2 separate regions of the Mus musculus genome follow, and region 2 is linked to region 1. The links are chromatin loops, found by intact Hi-C in ENCODE. Cell type or tissue: heart. All regions are shown on one strand. Each heading gives the region's core, and the rest is flanking DNA. Links, peaks and the distances in the headings are about the cores only.

Region 1 (3,846 bases), core at 801-3,300:
GTCATTCTGTTTACAGTCCCCTCTTTCCTACTGATTCCCCTCCTTGGGTTCCGAGTCAGGAAAGAATAATAGCATCCATAGGTACCAGGAGCTACGTGCACCCCAGATCCCTGGACTATTTATCATCAAGTAGTTGCTGGGAACAGGACAGACTCAGGTCAGCTGGTAATGAAGGTCTCCATGTCATATTCCTTTCTATGAGGAGAGAACTTGGCTGGAGTGCAGACAGCTGGACAAAGCTGTGACCGAGTTGGGAGAGGCTGGGGACACTGCCACACTGCTCCTGGCCAACCTCTCCATCTTCCTGGAGCTCTTGGGGACATAGTCTTTCTTCCTGCCTTTGTCATCAGCCCTTGAGATGACAGCAGTCTGGAGTTAAGGAGAGTTTAGCTTCTGCTTTTTTTTTCAACTGATCTAGGTTAGAGATAATAAGAAATTATTGTTTTTGAGACACGGTCTCACCATATACACCAGGCAGGTCTTGAACTCACAGAGATCTGCCTGCTGCATCTGTCTCCTGAGCGCCGGGATTCAAGACTAGAGGTAGAAATGCTTTAAGGAGGAATGGTTGTGTATTAATTAACATGGCAAGGCAGGTCAGAGGTCACAGTCTGGGCCCTCCTCTTGCAGAGGAGAATGGCGTGCCTCAGAGAAGTCATGAGTCTCGGGCCTCAGCAGAATTGGTGGCCCCTGCCCTCACAAGCGGGTGACTCCACTCCTCAATACTCTCTGACTCCCTGTAAGTCATGGCACTTCCTTATCAGAAGAGCACAGCGTTGCAGGCCTGCCCACAGATGCCCACAGCATTACTGTCTCCATGCTAGTCAGTTTCTTGAGAGCTTGGGTGATCCTGAGAGCAGGGGCCTGAGACTTTGCTGGTCACAGCTCTGGCTTCTGCCGAGACAATGGCCTCTGTCCGCACAACTCTAAAATGGACACGCAGCTCTCTGCCAGACCAGAGGTAAGGGTACGTGTCTCTAGGGGAACAGGGAACAATGGCCATTTTCAGCCTTTCAGAGCAGCTGCAGGGCTCTCAGCAGAGGAAGGGAGCTGGACTGGGGCCCGGGGGGACTGACCCTGCCAAGCTGAGCCCCTGCAGCTGCTGGGAGACAGTGCTAAGCTGATGGGGCCAGAAGGGCAGAGCAGCTGAGCAGGCAGAAAAGGGTCCCGGGAATTACTGAGCTGAGCTTGGTGCACACCTGTGCACTGCAGTCTGGTTAAGCTAGACGGGGTGCTGTGGTTTCCTGGGGTGCTCTTGCAGGGCTTTCGTGGGTGGGGAGCAGAGCTGCAGAGGTAGCTGGGTGGCCCTAGGTGCCATCTTCATCCCTTGAGAGGCCTTTGAGGGATGCATTAGTGTTGGTCTGGGCAGCTTGTTTGCAGCCCTCCGGGTAATGTACCCAAGAGACACACCAAGACTCCAAACCCAAGATGATTTTTTTTTCCTGGCCTTCCATGGTCTGACAAAGTCCCAGGGTTCTTGTTATTCTATAAGCAAAGCCGTGAGACCTGGAAATGTACCCTCCCTCCAGCCCTCCTCCTGTCTGTCTACCCTCTCTCTGCCCCACACAGGTGCCTTATACTAGTCACATCATCCTAGGTACAAGCACAAAGGCCTCCTCTTGCTGTCCACCTGGGAGCTCAGACTGGTCCAAGCCTCATTGCATTGCTAGATTATGACACTGCTCTGCAGTGTCACCATCACTCAGCGCAGGGCCCAGAAGATGCTGGCAAGGCCACTCATTGCTTTGGGGATTCGGGCTGCTTGTCTGGGATGTGGGTTCCAACGGTTCCTTGGTTTCTGTGAACATGGGAGGTGAACTGGGCAGGGGCTAAGGGTCTGTGTTACCACCACTGTCTATTCTTTACCTGCTGTGCTTTAAAGTCAACGAAACACATCTGCACACTCAGCCCTGCCCAGGCTCGGGTGAAAAAGGTAGACTCTGAGGCCTGTAGAGTTAACTTTAGAATTCAAACGAGACCTTGTTTAATCTTGCCTTTCTTTCTGTAGAATTTGGAGTGGAAAGAATCTCAAAATATTAAACTGAAATTACCCAGTTTTAAAGATATATTAGCACATTACTATAATATAAGTGGGGTTATAAAAATAGAAAAAGAATAAAAACCAGTGGAAAAATCAAACAACAAATCCCTCATCTAATTGTTCCCCAGAAGCCTCCAAGCCCGTCCACATCCAGGTCTTAAGGTCCTGGCTGCACTCTGCCGCCCTCTGGTGGCAGATGTCTGCTTTAGCTGGAAGATCTGGCAGATCCCCGCCTGACCTTATTCACCTCTGTGTTCCCTCCCCAAGAAAATGAAAACTTGGGAATCACTTCTTGAGAAAGTGAGGTGCCATGGGGGCCTGTTGACAAACACAGCTGTGAACATGTCTGAGTTTCCTGCTTCTCTCTCTCTCTGAAACTTAAATCCCAAGAATGTATTAAAATATGGTAATGTCCCATGAAGTCATGCTTTAACTTAAGGGAGGACCTGTCTCATGCAATCATCCTTCTATGGCTGAAATGTTGGGAAAGCGGCAGCATCTGATGACTGTGGGCAGACTCCATCCGGAGTGAGGAGCGAGGAGTGGGCTGGTGCTGCTGTCAGTTCTGTCCAGGCTGGCGTCTGAGACTATCTGCTTGAGGCTCTCTACAGTGCGGTCACTGGAGGGTCTTGTGCCACTAGATCTCTAATCCTTGCTTAGGCCCAGTCACAGACAACTCAGCCGACTCACACACGATGCATCTTTTCCCTATCTGGCAGCTTCATGAAGCCCATATGCCCTAGAGTTCAGAGCTTTTTTTGTTTTTAAAGGCAAGGTCATCATGTGTCATACAGATTCATCTTGAACTCATGTCCTGCATCCAACTTCCCGAGTACTGAAAATATATGTTACCACACTGGTTAGTTTTTTGTTTGTTTGTTTGTTTCTGGTTTTGGTTGTTGTTGAGACAGGGTCTTATTATATAGCCCAGGTTGGCTTTGAACTCATGATCTCTCTGAGCCTCCCTGCTGCATGCTGGGCTCACAGGCATGTGCCTCCACTCCCCGTCCAGAGTGGCTCTGTAACAGTGGCTAAAGAGCCCATGCACATGTGATCCATGTCTCCAGAATAGATCAAGTTACTTCAGGCCTTCCTGCCATCCTGTTTGTGGGCGTGCGCTCAGAAAACACTTAGGCTCTGTTGATACAGGTGACGTCTACTCAGAGAGGTCTAGTGCCTGGCTCTCTGCGTGATTGATTGCTGTTGATAGCCTTCAAAACAGTTCTAGTAAGATGTTCGTCTGACTGCGTTTTAAAGCAGGGCTTTCCTTCTTCCTTTTAAAACAGTAATGAATCAGAACAGTCCCATCTATACATTAAAAGCCTTTAAAAAGAATAATATCATTTAGCTGCGGTTTCTCAAGCGAAACCTGCAGCTGTACTGGGAACAATCCCCCTTATCTGTCTTTGATTTTATGTAGGCATCAGGTCTGGCTATGGCCTCTGGTAGGGCACCCCACATCTGAAGATGCCTTCCTTCTCCTTCCTAGATGGCCCTTGAAGAAAAATGTCTAGAAGCTGCCTGAACACAAGAGTCCCCTTTTCTGGTGCTCACAGGCTTCTGTCTTGGTGTCTGTGACATCAGAGATTCTTCGCCTCACGAGGCAAGAGATGCATGTTAGAGTGTTAAGAGTGTGTGGACTCAGGAGGCCCCCAGCCAGAGAAGGACTCACATTTTGCATATGTGGGTACTCACTGGGAATATATCTTGAAGAAAAACTCATCAGAGGTGTGCAAACCTTCATCTGAGCACTGAGGGTCTGAGTACGTATGTGTGCAAGACCTGGAAGAAGCTGAGCGACACCT
Region 2 (3,846 bases), core at 616-3,115, 270 kb before region 1:
CTCCTAGGTGACTAGGAAAGGCAATGCCATGGAATTCCAGTAAGGAATTGTGGACAAAGGCTGACATCCTGGGTGGGCTTCCTGGAAGAGGCACCATGGTATGGGCTGGATTCTGCTATGTGAGTGGTCAATGTTCATACATGTCCTTGTCTCTTTCCATTCCTTTGGGAGAAATCACCGCATTCAGGAAGCTTCCTAGTGCCTTTCCCACTGCTGGGAAAATATGGTGCCCTCTGCCTTCTGTTTGTTACATGAGAGGGCCAAGTCTGACCAGCACAAGAGGGTAGTCCTGTCTGCCGACCTCGCTGACTTTTCAGAGTCAGGTCTGGCTCCAAGAGAACGTGAGGCCATTGCTGGGAGACAGTGACTACAGTGTAGACCCCACACTCAGGTGGAACAATGACTCTACCCTAGGCTGAGCCCCCACCCTTCCCCGCACTCAGACAGAGCAATGAATGTACCCCAGGCTGAGCCCCAACCCTTTTTGCCCACCTTCAGGTCATAGAAGATGATGTCACCCAGCACCAGGTAGACCTTCACATAGTACAGGGTCTCCTCATCGAATTCCAGGGGCGAGCTGCAGAGTGACAGGGCCTTGAGGAAGAAGTGCTCAGCCAGTTCCCCGTGGCCCAGCCGGTGGTGCAGGGTGGCTAGCCTGTGGTAGGCCACTCGCTCATTCAGGCGGTCACCTGGGGGAGGGGGGTGTGCAGGTGGAGGGGCAGGTGTGAGGACACTACCCAGTAAGGCAGGCAGGCCGAGGACAACCTACACAAGTCCAAGTCCCCCCCACCCCTGCCGCCCGCCCCTCCGTGTGGAAAGCAGGGCAAGCGGGCCGGCATGTGGTCCCAGCAAGAGAAAGAAGCAGAGAAAGCCCCCGAGCTTTGCTCTCTCCTAAGTCCCTGCCCGCTCTGTGCTCAGCCGTGGGCTAGGCACTGCAGGCTCAGCAGAGCTGCTGAGCTGTTCCCGCAGGAGATGGGAGAAGCCAAGCCTCCACACCTGGGACTGGAGGCCAAGCAGAGCTGAGGGCTGAGGACTCACCTAGGGTGATGCTGAGTGCCAAGGCCTCATGGGCAAACTCCAGGCCCTCCTGGGGTGCCTCCAGCGCGGACAGAAGGGCCACCAGCTTGTTGCACAGGCGCAGTTCCACTTCCTGGTCTCCTACAGTCACAGCCAGGGGCAGTGCCCGGTCCTGTTCATATACTGAGGTTAGGTATCTGCAGTACCCACCAAGCAAAATTCCTCCTAAGCCCACATGTGTGTGAGGAACTGTCACCTCCCTTTGGTCTTTCCATGGGACAGAGGTTGGTTCTGTTCTGACATCCCAGGCTGGGAGCTGGGGTTACCCCCACATAGAGTGGCCACTCACCCGGTAGAAGGACACAGCTTTCTCCCGCTCCCAGGTCCCATTGAAGAAAATGTCCCCTGCTGCCTCAAACAGTTCCAGGCCCAGCTTGGGGTCCCCAGTATACAGGGCTGCATTCTGTGCCACCTGTAAGAACCAGACGTTCTCTAGAGATTGTACCTTCTGGAAAGGCCGTGTCTCTTGAGACATGGGTCTCACACTTGGAGACACCAACCTCCCTCTGTCCCTGTGGGTTTGTGGCTCTGAGGAGAGGAGCTTTCAGGACCAGAGAGCTAGGAAGTTTCAGTTCAGCTGCATCCCCAGAGCCTAGCAGGTGTGGGCTGCCCGGGTGAGCAGGGAAGCACTCGGGCCTGGCTTTTGACCTGCCCACTATGTTGGAATCACAGCTGGCTGCCCCTCCTGTGGTTTCCCACCATATCCTATTCATTCCTGACCCATCCATACCCACTTCTCTCCCATCAGTGCTACAAGACAGAGCCTGAGGCTGGGGCTTCTCTGCTGTGTTCAGGGATGCCTGCAATGCCTGGTACAGAGTAGGTGCACAAAAAACATCTGCTCAGTGATGAGATAATAAATACACCCTCGCTCCAGCTTCTAGGCAGGACCTTGATATTCTCTCCCAGCAGGTGGCGCTAGCTCCCCACCCTGGCTCAAAGCTGCTTGATCTCCAGTCAGATGGCCCTTCCCTGGGCTCCTGGATCCTAGATCCTCACTTCACCATGCCACGCCTGTGCTCCTCATCTGTCCAGATTGCCGAAGCAAGCTCTTCTGTGTGCAAGCTGAGAGGACACATCATTCCTACGTACACTAAGCACTTGCTATGTACTGACAAGGGTGGGTACTATGCGGGGGCCCACCTTCTGCCCGGGGAGCTCAGATGGTTATCAGAGAGGCTGGGCATGGAGGGGAATTGAGGAAGCCAGAGTGGGAAGGTGCACAACTGTGATGGGCGGGTGAAGAGAACACGTGGATGGGCATATGGGTGGATGAGGGGATGCACAGGTGGGTGGGTGGACAAATGAATGTGTAGTGAAGAGGAGATGTGATGGATGGATGAGTGGGTAGGTGGATGAAAGGATGGATGGGTGGATAGATGGCTGGTGGGTCAACGGGTGAGTGAGTAGATGGGTGGATAGGTGAGAGGGCAGAATAAATGGCTGAGTAGACAGTTAGGTCAATAAGCAGGTGGGCGCAGGGCAGTGGGTGGGTAGATAGGTGGGTTGGGTGGTGAGGGAGGGAGCCAGTGCACCCTGCCAGCACTGAGCGCACCTGGATGTATAAGTCCACCAGCTCATTCTGACGCAGGATATAGTAGATCTTCCCTGCCTGCAGCCAGGCGCGTGCCTCCTTCTCCTTCTGCTGCAGGTCGATGAAAATCCCCAGGCTCCGTTTAGTGTAATCCAGAGCCGACTTGTAGGCCCTGGGGTCAGACACAGGCATCAGAACAGGATCTGCCTACAGAACGGCCTGGAAGGTCAGGACCTGAAGGAATCCTCCGTGGGCAGCACCATGTCCTGCCCCAGGCACCCAGTCACAGCATGGAAAGACAAAGGCAGTTCTTCCGAGGGAAGACAGGGCAGCTATGTGTAAGGAGGCCTCTATGTGCCATCAACCCCAGCATGCTGAATCCAGCCAGTAATGGCTAGCTGTATGTCAACTTGACATAAGCTAGAGTCATTTGGGAAAAGGGGGTCTCATTTGAGAAAATGTCCCCACCAGGCTGGCCTGTGGGTAAGCCTACAGTATGTTTTCTTGATTGATGTGTGAGGGCCAGCTTACTGTAAGCAGAGCTACTTCCAGGCTAGTGGTCCTGGGCATTTTAAGAAATCAGGCTGAGCAAGCCAGTAAGCAGCACTCCTCCATGGCCTCTGCATCAGCCCCTGCTTCCAGCTTCCTGCTGTGTTTTGAGTTCCTGCCCTTTCTTTCCTCAATGATGGGCTATGATATAGAAATGGAAATGAAAATAAACCCTTTCTTCCCTCAAGTTATTTGTGGTCATGGTATAGAAACCCTAACACACAGTCTGTATTCTCTGAGAGATATTGGCATACGGCAGAATTCAGATCATTCACCAGGGCTTCTTAAACTTGTATATACTGCAGTGTTACAGAGGACTGCTCTCAGCAGCGGCTGGCCCTGAGGCCTGGGTGGGGCTGAGAAACTACAACATGCTCCAGGGGAGATGGACAGCAGCCCAGGGATGTATCCAAGAAGTCTGGCTCCAGGCCACCGTTCCTGCTGTGAGTCTGTGCTAGGACAGGGGTCTCTCCTGTTTCCTCACAGGGTCTTCCCTGCTCTGGTGCCCCCTGCCTTAGGAGAGGTGTCACACTGAGGAGTTTCCCAACTGGCAGGCTAGCCAGAACTTCAGTAGGTCACACCTCCAACATGACCCTGAGCCTTGGCTCCAGGGTAGCTAGTTGGCTCTGCCCTCTGTGGTGAGAAGCCTGGAGAACACATGGCCACCATCGGACATCTGGTGGGTG

The links. A loop is a pair of places that touch in the nucleus more often than their neighbours do. Peaks named below come from ENCODE experiments on the same cell type or tissue, not always from the same donor. Only the 100,000 strongest peaks of a DNase experiment are listed, where the experiment ranks them.
Region 2: a loop joins it to region 1, with 2.2 times the contacts of the local background. A loop is called at or near these places in 3 of 42 quality-filtered maps.

Annotation. Positions count from the first base shown.
Region 1 is chr5:35,969,820-35,973,665 of GRCm38, forward strand. All of the region lies in intron 9 of Afap1 (actin filament associated protein 1), which reads left to right. Among named protein-coding and RNA genes, the nearest start is that of Afap1, 78 kb to the left of the region's middle. In heart, for the core only: a CTCF peak has its summit at 2,228 (motif pointing left); DNase peaks (open chromatin) are centred at 1,082, 2,222 and 3,092; H3K27ac peaks cover 971 bases.
Region 2 is chr5:35,699,219-35,703,064 of GRCm38, forward strand. It overlaps Sh3tc1 (SH3 domain and tetratricopeptide repeats 1), which reads right to left. Exons shown (of 18, transcript NM_194344.2): 14 at 2,633-2,783; 15 at 1,367-1,489; 16 at 1,039-1,189; 17 at 493-689. Among named protein-coding and RNA genes, the nearest start is that of Gm31888, 19 kb to the right of the region's middle. In heart, for the core only: a CTCF peak has its summit at 1,988 (motif pointing right); a DNase peak (open chromatin) is centred at 2,083; H3K27me3 peaks cover 847 bases.